Linked DNA regions of Homo sapiens: region 2 is linked to region 1. Evidence: chromatin loops called from intact Hi-C (ENCODE). Cell type or tissue: heart left ventricle. All regions are shown on one strand. Links, peaks and the distances in the headings refer to the core of each region. The heading gives the core; the rest is flanking DNA.

Evidence for each region. Hi-C counts contacts between places; a loop is a spot of excess contacts. Peaks named below come from ENCODE experiments on the same cell type or tissue, not always from the same donor. Only the 100,000 strongest peaks of a DNase experiment are listed, where the experiment ranks them.
Region 2: it touches region 1 in a loop (4-fold over the local background); 13 of 110 quality-filtered maps call a loop at or near these places.

Annotation. Positions count from the first base shown.
Region 1 is chr15:69,224,776-69,227,275 of GRCh38, reverse strand. The region is part of intron 2 of GLCE (glucuronic acid epimerase); the gene reads right to left. Among named protein-coding and RNA genes, the nearest start is that of GLCE, 65 kb to the right of the region's middle. In heart left ventricle, for the core only: a CTCF peak has its summit at 1,343; no DNase peak of the experiment used is centred there.
Region 2 is chr15:69,065,307-69,082,306 of GRCh38, reverse strand. It overlaps LOC124903515 (a long non-coding RNA gene), which reads left to right and starts at 8,088. Exons shown (of 2, transcript XR_007064692.1): 1 at 8,088-10,994; 2 at 12,066-13,638. EWSAT1 (Ewing sarcoma associated transcript 1) reads right to left here and starts at 1,457. Exons shown (of 4, transcript NR_026949.1): 1 at 931-1,457. In heart left ventricle, for the core only: no CTCF peak of the experiment used is centred there; DNase peaks (open chromatin) are centred at 7,756 and 8,093; H3K4me3 peaks cover 1,410 bases; H3K27ac peaks cover 1,056 bases.

The DNA of each region.
Region 1 (2,500 bases), core at 1-2,500:
TTAGTTAGTCAGGATAATCTACTAGGCCTGGGGCTGTAACAAATATTCCCCATAATCTTAGAGACTTAGCAAAAATGTCTCTCTTACACATGGTCTACTGACTCAAATTGCATTTAAACAATAAATCATCCTTGATTTAGTTAGGCAATAATTATATATATTTTATACACATACACATTTTTCCCTACTAACATCCGACTCAAGAATATACTAATTAGAAAGCTCACTCTTGGCTGGGCATGGTGGCTCACGCCTGTAATTCCAGCACTTTGGGAGGCCGAGGCAGGTGGATCATCTGAGGTCAGGAGGTCGAGACCAGCCTGGCCAACATGGCGAAACCCTATCTCTACTAAAAGCACAAAAATTAGCTGAGTGTGGTGGTGGGCGCCTGTAATCCCAGCTACTCAGGAGGCTGAGGCAGGAAAATCGCTTGAACCTGGGAGGCGGAGGTTGCAGTGAGCCGAGATCACGCCACTGCACTCCAGCCTGGGTGACAAGAGCAAGATTAGGTCTCAAAAAAAAAAAAAAAAAAAAAAAAAAAAGGCAAGCAAGCAAGCTCACTCTGGCTGAAGATATGAAATCTATATTAAAAGTCCTGATTTATGGATCAGGGATGTGCATGAACATGAAATTCTTATACTTTCTATGCAATCAAGTTTTGATTTTCACTAAGAAATTGGAATCCATTTTAGTATAAGCTTTCCTATTTGGCAACTGAGCTTTACTCTTAAGACTCCATTATTCCTATGCTGTTTTGCAATAAACACTATGGACAAAGTAAAAACGCTACATTTTAGGAGTGACTAATTGACTATAATATTTCTCAGATTTTGCTATCTTCTACATTTGTACACTTGTAGGACAGACAGGGTTTATACAGACCAGAAGGCTTATCAGATCTTTATAAAAATATTCCTTTGTCAGTGTCTATTTAACTTAATAAAGTACTCAGAATTCTATCTAACCTAACACTTCCAACAACAGCAGTGTTTGGAATATTGCCAAAATCATGTTTATTACTTATGAAATAGAGTTTTGAAATGTTCATAATCTGGAATAGAAGTAATATTTGTGTCAAATACTCAATTCTAACTCAATTCACCTAAAGGTAGGTAGTTTAAGTTACAGAAAACGCCATGATCCCAAGATGGTCTAATAACTGTATCTAATAACAAAAGATTAAAATAGGTGTGTGTGTGTCTGTGTGTGTGTGTGTGTGTGTGTGTGTCTGTGCATGCGTGCACACGTGTATGTGTTTAGAGGAGGGAGGTTTGATGAATTTAGGCCCTTAAGTCCAATAAAAATTGGAAACGTCATATATGTAACACTGGGAGGCAGTATAACATAGAAGTTAAGGATGTAGGCTTTTAGCTGTTTTTTTCTGGGTTTGAATCCTGGCTCTATCACTTATTAACTCTGTGTATTTAAGAAAAAGTTTAACTTGTTTATATCTTAGTTTCCTCATATACCATATGGATTTAAAGAATACTTCATAATGTAGTATTAAATGAGTTAATGTACATAAATTGTTTAGATCGATGCCAGGCACAGAGAGAGTACTCAGTAAATGTTAGGAAATATCAGCACTACCACTCTGAAATCAGTAAAAGAATCCTTAGTATGCAAGTCAAAGTTCAAATCTACAAATTTACACATAATTTACAGGAAGTTGTGCATACTTTCAGTCTAATGTCTACTCAAGTTTCAAGACCTTCATTATTCCACAAAAAAATTATTGCTTATACATGATAACCTAATCAACAAGTGTTTACTGAATACCTACTAGGCACTGTGTGTACAAACAAGAGGCATAACAACTGCCCCTCAAAACCTTATAATTATTAACAAATTATTTAGACTATGATATAAGACCATATTTAATTGAATGCTGAACTCTGTGGTACAGAATATAAGTCCTGGTATATCCTAATGTTTACTGAAGACTAAGAGGACAGGGACTTCTATGACAGCCGACGCAAGGATGCCTAGCTTACTGCATACATTCCCAAAACTAAGGGCTTACTCTTTATTATGCCAACTGTAGGGCAGATGAAATAATCTAACCCCTCTCCACCTCTGCCCTGCAAAAAAGAAAAAAAAAAAGCTTTAAAATATTTGGCTAATGAAGCTTTTATTCCTAATACCAATAATCATACCTTTTTAGACATATTATATCACTATGGGTATATGTAGCACCATAAGCCATAGAACCACCAGCATAGTTATCTTGGGCTGCCATTCTAAACACAAAAAACAAAAATCTGATTTATTAGGAACCAAAAAACTATATCACTTATGTTGAGTTTACTATTAACATAATTTCTGCCATAAGAAATCACAGAGGGATTCAAGAAAGATGACAAAGTAGGAACCACCAGGAATCTGTCTCCCAACTTAGACAACAACTGCACTGGCAGAATCTGTCTAAAGTAATTATCTTGGAACTCTGTAGTCCACTGAAGGCTTGCAACTTCCAAGAGAAGGACTAAATGATAAAGTG
Region 2 (17,000 bases), core at 6,395-8,894, 150 kb after region 1:
AAACTGTGTGTAGAAGGCACTGAGGCCAGGTTTGGCAGTAACCACATAAGCGGAGTCAAGAAACATATCCTAGGAGGAGACACAGTATCTGGGTCATTGTTTCCACAGCTGTCAGTCTATCCCAGGGAACAGAACTGAAGACATTTCATCCTGGACACAGGCAGGCAGCTGTGTTACTGCACAAGAGTGGACAGACGTGGAGCCAGCACATTCCTAACTTTGAATTCTGATCATCTCTGAGATTGTGTAGCCCTCAGTTCTCAACCCTGGTTGTACATTAAGGGGGGGAAAAAGCCAGTACTCAGGACTTATTACAGACTGATTAAAGAAAAGAATCTGAGTCTCCCCCCTCTGGAGAATCTGAGAGAGAAAGCTCTCTGTTCAATTTTCGTAGTTTGGATGACCTGGAAAGCCTCTATGGAGGCAGAGAGTGGGTTCTATGACCTCTGTTAGGTCCCCTTTCCCTCCCTGTGTTCCTTAGCCAGGACTTGGCAGGAAACCCTGGGATATCAACAGTTCCACAGAGCATTTTGCGCCCAGTTTTCTTGTTTTTATCTTGAGATCTCATCATCAGGGAGACTTGGAGAATAGGCCGGTAATTTTGAAACCACAACTTGGCTTCTGACTGCCTCAGGCCTTCTTGAAAGTTTCCACCAGCCAAGAGTTTCATCCAGATATCTGCAAGGGACCTTCAAGGGAACGGCTGGGAAGCTCATTGTCCCATTAGGACTCCCTATGACCTTCCCAGAGGGCCCAGCCACACAGATGCAGCCTGGAATGTGGCAGGAAGCTGCAGAACAGGCAGGAAGCCCAGCTCCACGTTACATCGCAAGCAGCCTCCAGCAGCCAGCCCTGAAATATCCCGTTTCTTCCTGATCCACCCCCACTCCCAAACACACATCTAACCAGCCAGTAAGATTCAGCAGTTACCTCTGAAACGCGTCTTGGATCTTCTGTCCTAACACCAACTCCCCAGCGCAGGAGCAATCTCCTAACTGGACTTCCAACCTCCAGTCTCTCCACCTCCAGCCCATTCTCCATGCCATGGCCAACATGATCTTACTAATCTAAGATCTTCTGGTTTGAAGATGGCATAAAGTTAGTAACCCTCCCTTCATTTTCTGGAAGTAATCCAAAAGCAAAAAGGACTTGAGCGATAAAAACACAAATTCCATTTTTAGTAAAAGTAGGAGACACCTAAACCACAAAATAGACGGAAGAGTTGCCAAAAGCAATAGAGCTTCAGCAGAGATGTTGCAGGAAGAAATAGAGCAAGGATGCTGTGCTGCAAAGTCTCTGGGACAGCCTGAAAAAGAATCCTCCAGAAGAGGAGGGGCACACCTGGATGCGGAATGCACAGAGCCCTTGTGTGCAGCAGCAGAAAACGGGTGCAGGTGCTGTGGCCTGAGCTCTGCTGGCTCAGGACTCAGACAAGCCATAGTTGTAGGAAATGGTCTGTTTCTGTGGCAACAGGGGAGGAGAGACTTTGCCTCGGGGAATCTTTGCCATTGGTTGGAAAGAATTCAAGGCTCAGTGAATTTACATCAACCCTGGGTCATAAGGAAAATTTAGCCAACCTGGAAGACAATCTTGGCCTCTCTCACACCTGAGGTCCACGGGGAAGAAAAAACATTACCTTCTTCAATAATGAGTAATATATACAAAGTTTTGACAAGAAACAAAGGAGGAAAAAAGAAAAAGCAAACAGCAAACAGCAGGTAAAGAAGATTCATCAAAAAACATTGTCATGGAGCAGATGACAATTTTAACGAGAAAATTAAGAAAACATAGCAAAGTAATTTCCCCCACAAAGAAAACACGCACATGAGAGATGAGGGAAGAGGTAATGAAACAGTGGGAGGAAATGAATCCTGAGCTGCCAGAGCTTGGGGAAGAAGTGAAAGAAAAAAAGAAAACTATCCAACCTTCACTCTTAAAAAATGAAGCCTCAAATCTGAAGCAGTAAAAGGGGAACACATACTGTGGAAACTCAATGAGAGATAGTGAGAGGAATAAGAAAAGGAGGCAAACTAAATGAAAATAAAGAATTAGAAAACAATAGGTACATTTGAAAGGCAAAGAAGAATTAATTTTATATGCATTAAATATGTCTGAAAGGGGCCGGGCATGGTGGCTCACGCCTGTATTCCCAGCACTTTGGGAGGCCGAGGCAGGCGGATCGCTAGAAGTCAGGAGTTCAAGACCAGCCTGGCCAACATGGTGAAACCCCGTCTCTATTAAAAATACAAAAATTAGCTGGCGCGCTGACACACACCTGTAGTCCCAGCTACGGGGAGGCTGAGGCAGGAAAATGACTTGAATCTGGGAGGTGGAGGTTGCAGTGAGCCGAAATCGCGCCACTGTACTCCAGCTTAGGAAACAGAGTGAGACTCCATCTCAAAGAAAAGGAAAACAAAATTCTGAAAGGGCACACAAGAAATTGATAGTATCAGTTGCTTTTAGGGAAGAAAATTGGGTTGGCCGTGAGGTAGGGTGGAAGGGGTGGAAGGAGGGCCAGGGTGGAAGGGAGATTTTTCACTTTTGTGTTTTTTAAAGTTTTGACTTGTATGAACATATTAGCTCATCAAAAACATTCAAATTAAGCAATACACACCCTGCCTCCAACACACACACACTTTCACAATCTGATTTTGTTACTGTCTGTTTAAAACCCTTCCATTGTTCTCATTTCTCTTAAGATAAAAAGCACATATCTAAAAATGGCTTATTAGTAGGGTGATCATATAATTTATTGTCCAACAGGGCACTTAAGATCAAAAAGATGCACTACAGATGTAAACTGGGACTAAGGCCATCTACTTATGAGGCAGGCCATGATCTGGCCCTTGTTTCCATCTCCAGCCTCATCTGTCACCTTCCAGCCCACAGGCTCTAACTGCAGTCTTACTGAGCTATAAGCAGCCACCCTCTTCCCTCCAGACCTCTCAGCACAAGCTGTCCCCTCTTCACAGTACTTTCCTTCTTCCAAGTCTCCCTACACCCTACACCCTACTCTTTGGCTTATTCTGTATATCCTTCGTGTCTGATTTACCTTACTTATTTAATCAGTTCTAAAATGCATGTTCTGGCCAGGCGCAGTAGCTCATGCCTGTAATTGCAGCATTTTGGTAGGTCAGAGTGGGAGGACTGCATGAGCCCAAGAGTTCGAGACTAGCCTGGGCAACATAGTGAGACATCGTCTTTACAAAAAGTTTAAAAAAAATTATGGTTGAGTGCAGTGGCTTATGTCTGTAATCCTAGCACTTTGGGAGGCTGAGGCAGGTGGATCGCTTGAGCTCAGGAGTTTGAGGCCAGCCCGGGCAACATGGCGAAACCCTGTCTCTACCAAAAAAAAAAAAAAAAAAATTAGCTGGGCGTGGTGGCATGTACCTGTAGTCCCAGCTACTAGGGAGGTTGAGATAAGAGGATTGCCTGAGCCTGGCAGGCAAAGGTTGCAGTGAGCTGAGATCGAGCCACTGCACTCCAGCCTGGGCAGCAACAGAATGAGACCTTGTCTCAACAACAACAAAAAAAAAAGTTAAAAAAAAAAATCCGGGCATGGTGGCTCATGCCTATAGTCCCATCTACTCAGGAGGTGGGAGGATCACTTGAGCCCACGAGGTTGAGGCCGCAGTGAGCTGAGATTGCACCACTACACTCCAGCCTGTGTGAGTGACAAAGACAGACCCTGTCTCTCAAAATAAATAAATAAAATAAAATGCACATTCCTCACCTCCCTACCACCCCGTTACATTTTCACATCTCTGAAATTAGAACAGATCTTGATAAAATCCACAACACGTCACGGTTCAATTGGCAGCATTTTTCTTAGTGGTGCATAAATTAATGATGCATCTTTTTTTTTTTTTTTTTTGAGACAGAGTCTCGCTCTGTTGCCCAGGCTGGAGTGCAGTGGCGCGATCTCAGCTCACTGCAACCTCTGCCTCCTGGGTTCACGCCATTCTCCTGCCTCAGCCTCCAGAGTAACCAGGACTACAGGTGCCCGCCACCACGCCCGGCTAATTTTTTGTATTTTTAGTACAGACGGGGTTTCACTGTGTTAGCCAGGATGGTCTCGATCTCCTGACCTCGTGATCCACCCGCCTTGGCCTCCCAAAGTTTTGGGATTACAGGCGTGAGCCACTGCGCCTGGCCAATGATGCATCTTACAACAGAAGGCATCTTGGGTTTGATGACCGGTGTTATCACACTGTACTGTAACTGCCTAGTTCCATAGCTAGCTTTCCACTTGCTGGGAAAGCTAGTCGTTGAGGGCAGGACTGTGTGTTATTTTTCATTGGGCTCCCACTGGCACTTACTGGAAAAATGGTAGTTCCACGATAAACATTTTCTGAATGTGCATGAATAAATGGATGCAGTTTCATCAACTTTTCTGAAAATACTTTGTATCTTTTTCTGCCTAGGCCCTACTTAACTGGTGACATAAAACTTACAATGAAGCAGAAAATTTCAGAAGAAAAATTTGTTTAAGGACAGGGGGTTTACTCTCAGACATTTCTGCACATTTTTCCCCGTCAACATTTCTGGTTTGCTCTGGGTCTTCAGATCTCCTGAAGACTCTCAATGACTGAATGAAGGCAATCAAGTTCCATATAGAAGAAATCTTTGTGTTTTTAAAAGCAGGACTTTAGATCTATAAAAGTGAAATAAAATTATTGTATACATTTGTATTTTCTTTCAAAGTTTCAATCTCACTCTTTTTTTTTTTTTTTTTGAGACAGAGTCTCACTCTGTCCCCCAGGCTGGAGTGCAGTGGCGCAATCTCGGCTCACTGCAAGCTCCGCCTCCCTGGTTCACGCCATTCTCCTGCCTCAGCCTCCCGAATAGCTGGGACTACAGGCGCCCGCCACCGCGCCCGGCTAATTTTTTGTATTTTTTAGTAGAGACAGGGTTTCACCGTGTTAGCCAGGATGGTCTCGATCTCCTGACCTCATGATCCACCCGCCTCGGCCTCCCAAAGTGCTGGGATTACAGGCTTGAGCCACTGCGCCCGGCCCTCAATCTCACTCTTAACTTGGTTCACAAAGCGGAAGTGACAAATACAAAACAGAAATTCATTTATTTATTCAACAAATATCTGCAGAATCCCCACCACTTGCTTGCATTCTTTTCCATACTGAGAACATCCCAGTGAATGAGACAAGGTCCTTTCCCTCTTGGAGCTTACAATCGAATGATGGTTGAGATACAATGATGTACATACAAATTAAAAACATAATATTTCAGAAGCTGTGACTGCAATGATGATATGTGAATATACCATTTTATTACACTTGTGGGTCCCCAGGCTTATCTGATCATAACAACTGCCAGGGAGCTTGTTCAAAATACAGATTCTTGGGCCCCTGCCAGCTCCACTGAATTAAGATCTACAGCAGAGAGGCTGGGGCAAAACTATTCTAGGGAGTGCTCCAGTAATTCTTGTGATCACCTAGGCTGTGTCAGAACTTTTGAACTTTGGCTGCAAGCTAGAATCACATGGAGAGCTGTGAAGATATGTGACACTGGATCCCTTTCCCATCACTTCTGATTTCACCCATCTGGGATGAGTCCTGCATCTGTATTTCAAAGCTCACCAGATGATGCTAGTGGGCAGCCAGGGTTGAGAATGGAGGGCTACACTGCCTCAGGGATGGTTGGAGGTCAGAATTAACAACTTGCTGCCCACTCCTGCTCAGGAATCAGGAATCAGGATCTTGTATGCAGCTGCTTGCCTGTGTCCAAGATTAAATGTCTTTAGCCTACACCCAGGGACAGATGGGCAGCTAACCCAGGTACTGTGTCTTCTGCGTCTGGCTTTATACCTTTGCCTTGGATGTAGCTCCTCCTTGGATGTGTTTCCTGTACAGAGCCAAGTCTGAGAGGTGACCCCTGCTGTAACATTTCAGCTGGGCCTGGCCTCAATACCCAGCTGTGATAACCTGATGCAACACTTCCACTCACCTAGCACAAGCCATTCTCTCTTAGCAGTTTCTTTGGAATGTCCTCAGTGTATAATTTCCATTAGTAACTTCATTTTGAAATCCCATCAAGCCTACCAGCTGCTATGCCAGGAACCCAAAATGCAAACACTCCAACAGTTCCCCTTTTAAGAAAAGAAGAAAATGTTTTCCTTTTTCAGCTCAAAAATTTCCAAAATCATTATGTCACTACACCTGGCCTCTGAGGGGAGAAGGAGAGGAAAACAAGAAGATGAAAACCCCAGAAAACCCTGGCGTGAGAAGCATTGTCATTCTCTTTTCCTACAACCAGCCCCTGAAGTCCCTACCACTCTAATACATTGTATCCTAACTGGGCACAATAGTAGTTTTTTTTTCCCCCCCAGAGGTAGTAGAGTGCTATGGAAAAAACTCAAGTTCAGGCCTTAGTTGGAGATGTGTGACTTCTGTAAGCCTCAGTTTCCCCATTTGTCAGTTTTGTTGTGAGGATTGGAGGAAGCATAACTAAAGCAGTAAGCATGACACCTGCACATAGTAGGTAGCTATGATTGTTATTGCATCCTCTCTGACTTTCGGTATTTTTCTCCTAGAGAAATGATTATGCTGGGATTTTTTTATGTCATTGCTCAATGAGCTGGAAAAGGCAGCCCTGCTGATTAGAATGCTGGTTTGCAGGAAACAGAGTGGTAGTGTTGACATTTGCAAAAAGCTTTCTTGCTAAACTTTAAACACTTGGCAGATCTAATCCTGCTGGCATTGCCTGTTAGTGATATTTCTATGGCTATAACGGACATGCCGATCAGACACCCAGGGAAAGGGCAGGATAATTGGTTTCCCTCAAGTTTCCAGCAAAGTTACGTGGACGCAAAGTCTATTTTAGCATGGAGGGAACTAATGTGTATTGAGTATTACCTGTCTAGCACATTTGGAGGTGCTCAATAAATGCTGAGAAGCTGAAACTGCATAGGCCAGAATGGACTATGCATTTTTATTCTGTGCTATGTGTTTTGCTATGGATAAATGGTTAATTTCAAATATTGATGTATTTTTTTGAGCAAAGGGTGTGTCAGTCCACATGCTAGGTTCTGGGACCATACCTGTAAGCAAAACAGAAAAGGTGTCTCTGCCTTCTGAGCCCTCAGCACAGAGAGGGTGACAGGGAAGAAACGGGAATATTCTCCTACTCTGTGTGCTAAGTCCTGTGATGGAGAAAGCACTGAAGGCATCTAACACAGCCTGGACTGAAAGCTAGGGAAGTGGAAATATATGCTGGCTCTGGAGGGCAATGGGAAACTCAGGGAAGGACTGAGCCTCGGAGGAACTGGAAACAGGTTAGCCGGCCGGTGCAGGAAGAGGAGAGAGGCAAGGTGAGGAGATCCCAACTGGTTTTGCAAACCTTACTGGATCTTCTGTTGGGCAGGCCAGTGTGCTGCAAGGCAAGGGCTTGTCGTTGCTATTAAAATAATTTCACAGAGGAAAATCGGCTTTTTGGTAAAGTTCCATTTAAAGTTGTTTTTTTTTTAATTACATTGATGGAGATAGTGGGTCTTATAATTTTAGGGCCTCCAAAGGTCTTAATCAGGCTCTGATGGTGAGCTCATTAGGGCAATGGGGAGTTATTGAAGCATTAGCAAGAGGGTGGCGAAAACGCCCTCCTTTCTCTTTGTCTCACCACGTTCCTGAGGACCTCTGTTCAGTAAGCGCAAACGGGCAGGCGTGGCTGCGGAGGTGGAGTCCATCCATTTCCTGGTTTTCTGCTCAGCCTGCGGGAAGGGCAGGGAAAGAGTTGGGGACTTGGTTGCTCCCTGGGCTTGGCACACCAGTTCAGCCTTGGCTTCGGGTCCAGGGTCCCCCACCCAAGCTCCCGTCTCTGGGGAAGCCCAGGCAGGGCGAGGACTAGCGCGGTGATCGGGAGGCTGGATCCTGGAGAGACAGGAGCCTGCTTTCCTGCCCCGAGCGGCCACGACCTCGTAGGGTTGCAAACCGAATCAATCCTCTCCGTGCCACCACCTCCAGTATCTTGTTTGTTCTCTGGACTCGATTCCTCCCTTTATGCAAAATCTGCTGGGACCTCCCGCGCCTGGAGACTCCCGGGGCGGCGTGCTGTCCCCACTGGGCGCGCAGCGCAGAGCGCCCCGGGCAGCGAGAGCGCTCCCTGCACCCAGCCCTGCTCCGGGCTCCCCACCGCGGCCCTTTTCTTAGGTTGTAGACACTCCCGCCCCTGCACGTTCCGAAAGCTGCACATCCAGCGGGAAAAGGCGAGAATGGGGTCGGGCAGTTCCCAACGTCCCCCTCCACAGCCCATCTCCGAGCACCCTAGGGGCAATGCCAAGCAAGCGAAAGACCACAGCGAGGCGGTTCCTCGCTGTTACTTTAAAACAAAGTGTGTGTTTTCTATGTTGGGATGTTAAGGAAAAACAAACAGGTAAAATAAGATGCTTGTAGTCACGACTCAGTGGGTAAAATGCTGTTTCTATTTATCTCCTCTTCCTTCCATCTCTGCTATCTGCCTGCCTCTCTCTCTTTTTATGATTTTCTTTGTTTTATCACACAGGGAATATGCAAATGCATTTTCATTGTAAGAAGTTGAAACAATGCAGGAGATTACAAAGTAAAATGTGAACACCATATTGCAACTCGCCACCCCCATTCCACTTTCCTCCACCCTGGTAAAACCACTGCCTGCCATTTGGTATGCGACATTCACTCCTATTCCACGCATTTACAAGTATGTGAAAGTACACATTCGGATATACACAAATATAACATTATTGCATATATGCACATATGTACATGCACACATAACTTTTTTGCAGTTTTATGTCATGGAGACCATACAGTAAGTGTTCTTCAGATTGTCATTTTCATGTACTAATATGTCTTAAGGAGCTGTCAATGACAGAACATACAGGTCTTTTACGCCATAGCTCTCTTTCTAATAGCTGCAAATTCCAAACTGTGGATTTCTCATGGATTATTTAACCTCCCATTATTTACATTTCTGGTGTTTCTTTTTTTAAATTTTTTATTTTCTTTCTCTTTTTTGTCATTACAAACAGGAAGCAATGATTATTGTATTAGTTATTTACTGCTGCCTAACACAATACTCCAAAAAGTAGTGGCTTAAAAGTATAATAAATATTTATAATCACTCACATTTTTTGCCAGTCAGGAATTCACAGCTTCTTGGGTGGGTGGTTTCTGGCTCAGTGTTTTGCATGGGCTTGCAGTCAAGATGTTGACTGAGGCGTCAGTCAAATGAGGCTTGACTAGGCCTGCAGGATCTATTTGCTCTCAGAGCTGGCAAGTGGATGTGGGCTGTTGGTGGCAGCCCTTAGTTTCTCACCCATGTGGGTCTCTCCACAAGGCTAATTGAGTGTCCTCACAACATGGTGGCTGTTTCCATCATAGCCAGTCATTCGAGAGAGCAAAGTAGAAGCATAGGGCCTTTTATGACCTAGCCTCCGAAGTCACACATTGTCACTTTGGCCACATTCTATTCATTAGGAGTAAGTCATTAAGTGTAGCCCTTTTGTGAAGGGAAGGGTATCAAAGAATTTGTGAACATATTTTAAAACCACTAGTATTACCCTTATACATAATCTTTGTGTAGTTGTGTGACTATTTCCTTAGAATACATTTCTAGAACTGGAATTGCTGGGTCTAGCAATATATGCACTTTTAACTTTGATAATTCCTCCTGTTTGTATTAGAAACTGTTCACTGTCCCCCTACTATCCATTTTCTCTTTTCTTCCTTTTAGCAATGAATCTCCTGAGTTTCAGGTGGGTATGAGTTGAGAATATATTTTCCACCCCCCTTGCTACTACATGGGGACGTGTAACTAAGTTATGACTGATGAGAAGCATTGTGTGCAATTTCTGAATCAGGTCCTTAAAATACGCTGTTTGTTGTACTTCTGCTTTCCCCAGGGAGAAATCTATTCAGAGAACAGATGTGGTAGTGGGAGTCAGCTTCCAGCAGGTGATGCAGGTAACACCCCTGGGGATGGTGGTACAATGTACAGAAAGAACCTGTGTCCTTGTATAACCTTGTGGAGCCGAGCCAGCCTTCTTTCCAGGACTTTCTACTAGCTTAGACTTTTGTATGAGAAAAAAATAAAATAAAGCTTTTATCTTGTTTCAGCCACTGTTACTTACTGATGATTTGCCTCCTCGAAAGCCTCCCCAACAATGTATGAGTATCCATTTCCTCCATCCTTGCCCACACTAGATATTATCAATCTTCAAAAAGCTATCAATCTGATGCCCCCCTAACTTATGACTTCATAATCTCCTTCACGTGCTATTGCTAGGGGCAGGGTGAAGGATATTGATATAAAATTCAAGAAAAAAACCTACCACAATCATATTAATAGAAAACACAAAGATATAATCTTGCTTTTGAGAAAGAAACTGCAATTTCAAAAGGACTCATACATCCCCCCATAGACTCTGCATGGATGCTGTGCCTTCCCTCAAAGGCATTACAGACTAACTGGGAAAAGGTATCTGGACATAGAAAACTAGCAGTACAGAGTGGAACAGTCTGGCTGGCTAATTCCTGGTACTGACCCAGGGAGATTGAGAAGGGAGCTGTGATGGAGGACATTTAGCCTCCCAAAGTCAGTGGTTCATGAATTTCGTATGCTATTCGGGTGAGAAGCAGGGAGAACGGAGTGGACTATCTGGGAGAAAGTTGTGGCAAATGCTAAGGGTACAGGCTCTGGAGTTAGACTGTCTACATTCATGTCCCATCCCTGCCACTTCACTCTGTTGGCACATACTTACTGAGTGCCTTCTGCAAGCAAGATACTATTGGTGAGGCTGGGCATTCCACGAGAAACTCTGCTGTAACTGGATCTTCCTTTCAGAGTGCTGAGACAGATGACGACAGGCTGGGCTTCAGTTCCCTCACCTGGAGAGTGATGAGAACACCAGCGCAAAATTCCAGGGCCATTGGGAAGATGGAATGAAATAGTACATGTAATGGCTCGCATCCATAGTGCCTGGAACATAACAAATGCTCGTAAAGGTAGGTGTTATCATTAAGAAAAGCCATGAAGGAGAAAGTCCCTAGAGCCCCCAAGGTTCCTTTCTGTGCCTTCACTGGTGACTCCCATAAACTTTGTTTTAATGCCCCCGATATAGTGTGGATATTTCTCCCCTCCAAATCTCATGTTGAAGTGTGATCCCAGTGTTGGAGGCGGGGGCTGGTGAGAAGTGTTAGGTCACGGGAGTGGGTCCCTCATAAATGGCTTGGTGCCCTCCCTGTGGTAATGAGTGAGTTTTTGCTCTATTAGTTAGAGTGAGATCTGATTGTATAAAAGAGCCTGGCACCTCTTCCTCCCTCTCTTGCTCCCTCTCCTGCCATGTGACCTGCCTACTCCCCCTTTGCCTTCTGCCATGAGTAAAAGCTTCCTGAGGCCTCACCAGAAGCCGAGCAGATGCCAGTGTCATGCTATCCAGCCTGCAGAACCATGAGCCAAATAAACCTCTTTTCTTTATAAACTACCCAGTCTCAGGTATTCCTTTATAGCAATGCAAAATGGACTAATACAACCCCCCCATAGAAAAACTCCTGCTTTCATAAAAGATATCAGTTCTTTCTCACTGAGGTGAAAATGATTGATGTAGTTTGATGCACTACTTCTGTTGCATTTACACTTTAGTGGAGAACATACTGTGTTTGGTTAAATCACAGGGACGAAAGTCTAATTATGAAATTTCAGGCATCAGCAAAGCTAAACCACAGGCATTTGGGCCAATTGAGGGTGCTTCACTGATGCTGCTGAAATAAACATTTTTAGGGAGCTGGCCCAGTCTTCTCTTCCCTTCCCTTCCCTTCCCTCTCTTCCAGTCCCTTCTTATCTCTCCTCTTCTGTCTCTGCTCCCCTGCCTCCCTTTTCTTTCTCTCCCTCCTCTTCCTCCTCTCCTCTGTCTCCTCTCTGTCTTTCCCTTGCTTAAATGGCTATCTAAGTCCCTGATGATTCAATGTGATTACGTTTCCATAGGCAGGTGTGTGTCTTGTTTAGTCACATTAAAAATAAATCACTTGGCCACACGCAGTCGATGCATCAATCTGTTACTTTCCTCTGCTTTCCAGGAACAGATTGCTCAAAAATCAGACGACTGTTGGGTGAAATGCGAGTGGGGAAAGGAGTGAGATGAAGGGAACAGAGCCCTTCCAAACTCGCCCTTCAGCCTTCCTACCCAATCAGAAAGGAAATCAGTCATGCCCACAATCCTGCCAATAACACAGTGTAGCGGCTGCATTCTTTGGACCAATGACAGTGAGCTGTAGAAGAAATCTCATTTGGAGAAGAGATGGGGGCTTGTGTTTACTGAACATCTACTACGAATCAGGCCCTGTGCTTTTTTTTGCATCTGTTCTCTTCTAAAGGGGAATCAGGATCCTGGCTGAGGGACCCTGGACTATTTCACCTTTCAGGATCTCAGTTTCTTTAGACCAAAAACACTAACTCTTATTTTTTTGTTGCACTTTTTTAAAAAAAATTAAACTTTAAGTTCTGGGGTACATGTGCAGAATGTGCAGGTTTGTTACATAGGTATACAAGTGCCATGGTGGTTTGCTGCACCCATCAACCCATCATCTACACTAGATATTTCAACTGATGCTATCCCTCCCCTAGCCCCCCAACCCCAAGACAGGCCCCAGTGTGTGATGTTCCCTTCCCTGTGTCCATGTGTTCTCATTGTTCAGCTCCCACTTATGAGTGAGAACATGTGGTGTTTGGTTTTCTGTTCTTGTGTTAATTTGCTGAGAAAGATGGTTTCCAGCTTCATCCATGTCCCTGCAAAGGACATGAACTCATCCTTTTTAATGGCTGCATAGTATTCCATGGTGCATATCTGCCACATTTTCTTTATCCAGTCTATCATTGATAGGCATAATTCCTATTCTTTAAAAAATTTTTTTTTGTAGAGATGGGGTCTTGGTATGTTTCCCAGGCTGGTCTCAAACTCCTGGGCTCAAGTGATCCTCCCACCTTGGCCTCCCAAAGTTCTGGGATTATAGGTATGAGCCACCACACTAATTCATATTCTAATAATTCTTTCTGGCATCAGGGACAAGTCTTGGGGTTATTCAGACCTAGCTCCACCCTTTTGGGTAAATTACTTATTATCTCTGAGCCTCAGTTTCTTCATCTCTAAAATGGGGATGGGAATCAAGATCAAATGAAAAAATGTATTTAAGACATCTTTTTAAAATGGACAGCTAATAGTGATGGTGTTTAATCTTTCCTTCATAATATGCACATTTTCACCCTCTTAGAGATTTTTTTATATTTTTTACAGGTTGGAATGGTGGTTTTCCAGGTGGTATGAGTATGTGTGAGTGTGAGTGTGTGTGTGTGTGTGTGTGTGTGTGTGTGTGTGTGTGTGTGTGTGTGTGTTCTTTTTATTCTTGATGAAAATAGTCTGAGGAAGAGACAGCTGAGGTTTTTTATAGTAATCTCGTCACTAATGACAACCAGACCCTGGCCTCCATAAATGCTACTGGGCATTCAGTCAAGGGGTAGCTAGTATCCCAAGATGTTCCCTAGCAAATCAGACCTCCCCTAGTGAATCACATCACCCTTGTGTGATCCCCTCCCACACTGAATCTGAGCTGGCCTGTGACTTGCTTTAACCAATAAAGTGTGTTGGAAGTGACACTAAGCTGTTTGTGGTCTAAGTTTTAAAAATCCTCAAATCTTATACTTTTGTGCTTTGGGGATCCTCAAGTCACTATGTAAGAAGTGTGGTCTCTCTGTGCTGGAGAGATCACATAGAACAAGTGGAGAAGGAGAGACCTTGAGAATATATGGATAGAGGAAGACAGGGAGGAAGGGAGGTCCAACTGTCCCAGCTTCACAACTGAGCCAGGCCTCCATCCACCCCCTCAAGGCACCAGCGAAGTGAGTGACTTATCCTGGATACTTCAGCCCAGTAGTCCCCAGATGACCGCAGCCCCAGCTGCTATCATGTGCAACAGAAGAACCACCCAGCTGATCCCAGTCAACCTTTGGACTCATGAGAGATGACAGAATGGTTGTCTTAAGCCATTCACTTTTGCATTGGTGTATTAAAAAGCAACAGATTATTGAAAAAGTCAGCAATATTTTTGAGCTTTCACTATGTACCAAATCATGGATTCTCATTAGGAGATATATAGAGGAACTGCCCGCAACTTCCCTCAGGAACTTAGTTTGGGCAAGAAGATTGTACAAAGGCAAGTATAAAGATTCTAGACATTTACTAATCCACACACACGTGTGTGTTTGGAAGTATGATGTAAACAGACTGTTTAGTGATGGGGTCATTAGGGTTCAGTTAGGGTCAGGAACACTCCTACAGGGAGAGAGTCTTGAGCTGGATTTTGAAGGAAAGGGCAGGTGCCAGTTCAGACAATGGCTGGGGTTGGAAATGGGGGGCATTGACAGCAACATAGCAATAAAATAGGAGCATGTGGAGTGGGAGCTGAGAAACTCAAGTTTGATATCAGCTGGACATAAAAATAATGGGTCTCAAAGGGGATCTTGCCAAGTCAGGTTCTAGGCCTGCAGCAGGGACCTCAGGAAAGCTGGTTATTTCATGATCTTCATTTTCTTCATTCCGTTTGGTAAAAACATAATTTGTGAATGGCAGCATAATCCCTTTATAAATGCCCCTGATTGTGGAGTCTCCTGGGGGAAACTTCCTCTTCAGCACCCATTGGAGGGGGCTCAGAAAGATGTGTTTAAGCTGTTTATAGAGGACCCTTTTAGGCCTCCCCCAAGGACAGCCCCCAAGGGGTGGGGGTTATAAGGGCCCCTCTGTGTGGCTGATGAGAAGCAGAGACATAAGCTAGGGAAGCACAGCCGAGACCAGAGCTAATTGGTTGGTAGTTGGCAGGTTAATGGCTCACATCAGGGATGATGCAAGGCTGTAGCCATATGGCAGGAATGACTTCAGGGTTTTCCTTTCTTTGCTTCTCTCCCTTCCTGGTCTTTGGTGGGGCTTTGAAGCTCTCCAGTCTGGGAAGATCTGGGTCATACTTGAATCCTCAGCTCTGGGAGTCAAGGCAAGGCCAAAAGGTGATGACCTGTACTATGAAATGTGGACTCATAGGAAAATGAGCCATTCTGCCAGTCCCTTGAGGAAGAGGGGTGCAAGTGCAAGTTGGAGGGGGCAAGGGGCAAGTGGTTCCAGCTCTGGGCAGAGAAAGACTGAGGGGTCAGGAAAACAGGTGGCTCATGACAGCATCTTTCTTCAAATTTTAGGGTGGTACCTTAGTTTATGATTCTACCCAGTTTACTCCATTTATAAACTTAGCATATACTGTTATTATTTTTCACAGTTACTGAGTTAGGCATATGTTCAATTGTAAGTAACAGAACTCCCAGCTAACAGTGGCCTAAGCAATGTAGACCTTCCCTCAGCCCACAAAGGATGATTGAGTGGCCACCACATACCAGGCGCTGTTCTAGGAGCTGGGAAAGAGCAGAGAGAAAAACAAACTTCTTTCCCTCATAGAGCAAGAAGGCAGCCCGGATCAGGGCAGGGCCTTGTCACTGTCCTGAATGCCTGGGGCTTCTGCCTCATGGGCATTGGAGACCTCAGGATGTCCAGGAATCTCAGTCAAGACAGGAAGCAGGAGAAAGAGGTGGATCAGCCTCCCTTGTTCCTTTCAGCAGAAGAGCAAAAGCTTCCCCAGAATCCCCAGCAGATCCCTCCTTACCGTCACTGGAGAACCAGGCCTGTGGCTACCTCAGAATCTTCATGGTTAACTTGGTCACTGTTTATGACCTGGGGCTGCCCAGAACAAGGCAGGGTTCAGTTTGCAAGGGAGAAGGAAATTGGGCAGGTAGTCAGAGTTGGGTTGTCTCTGTGTTTGCAGGGGAGGCAGACACTGGAGAAGGTAAACATTCCATGGCAAATATATCATTGCAAACAGTAAGGAAATAGTGAAATAACTGTAAAATGGCATTGAAACAATCCAAGATGAGGCAAAAAGTCCTTATTGAGTGCTTGCTGTTTCCTACGGTCTTTTCCAAGAAGGACATGTGAAGAGGGAAGGAAGGATCCAGCCTCGGGGGGCTTTCAGACTGGCAGGAGATGACACGCACACATCTGAAACAACCCGTGCCCAGAGAAAGTGAAAAGGGATCTGGTGGCAACTGAATACGCAGTTCAAAGCAGTCATTGTCATAGGCACTTTCCCTGCCTGTCCTGCCCATGCTCCTTCTAGGGAACATGCCCTGCTCACAGCTGTTAAAGGTGTTGACCCATGACGTCCAGGCCCATCCCCATCCCACTAAAAGGTGTTAAAACAAGGAATATCCACTAAAAGGTGTTAAAGCAAGGGTGTGTCTGGTCTCATCGCCTGATTTTAGTGCTTTTAACGCTAAAAGGTATTAAAAGCAAGGAAGATTCACTAAAAGGTAGATGGGACCAAACATGCCCTTGCTTTACACCTTTTAGTGGATCTTCCTTGCTTTCAGATTAAAGACAGACTCCTTGGCACAGCCTCGAGGTCCATCACTGCGCCTGTGCTCCTCTCTCGCTGCCTCCTGACCTGGCCTCCAGCCACCCCAGGATGGGCTGATCCCACCCAGCAACTCACACTTCTGGGTCTTTTCACACGCCTGGACTCGTGTGCACAGATATACCCTCCCCCTCCCCTGTTTTCCAGCTGGTGAAGTCTCATTTCTCCTTCAAGACCACCGCCTGGGGTCATCTCGCCCCCACCCTGACCTTGCTTCCTCTCTCCTTCATGCTGCCCCAGCACCTCATGAGGACTGTGCTGGCATCTGCCCCTTGTATTGGCACTATGGGCCTGTGTGTTTCCCTCTCACTCTAGGGCAGGGCCTATGCTTCATCTTGGTATCCTTGTTAACTGATACAGTGCCTGACACGAGGCGGACACTCAGCCAATGCCTGTGGGGTGAATGAATGAATGAGTGGTTCTCTAATGGTGACAGAGTAGGTCTCACCTGATTTAGTAGGGCTTTTCTCCCTGGGAGTTTAGCCTCAGTGTGGCTCTGGGTCGGGGGTC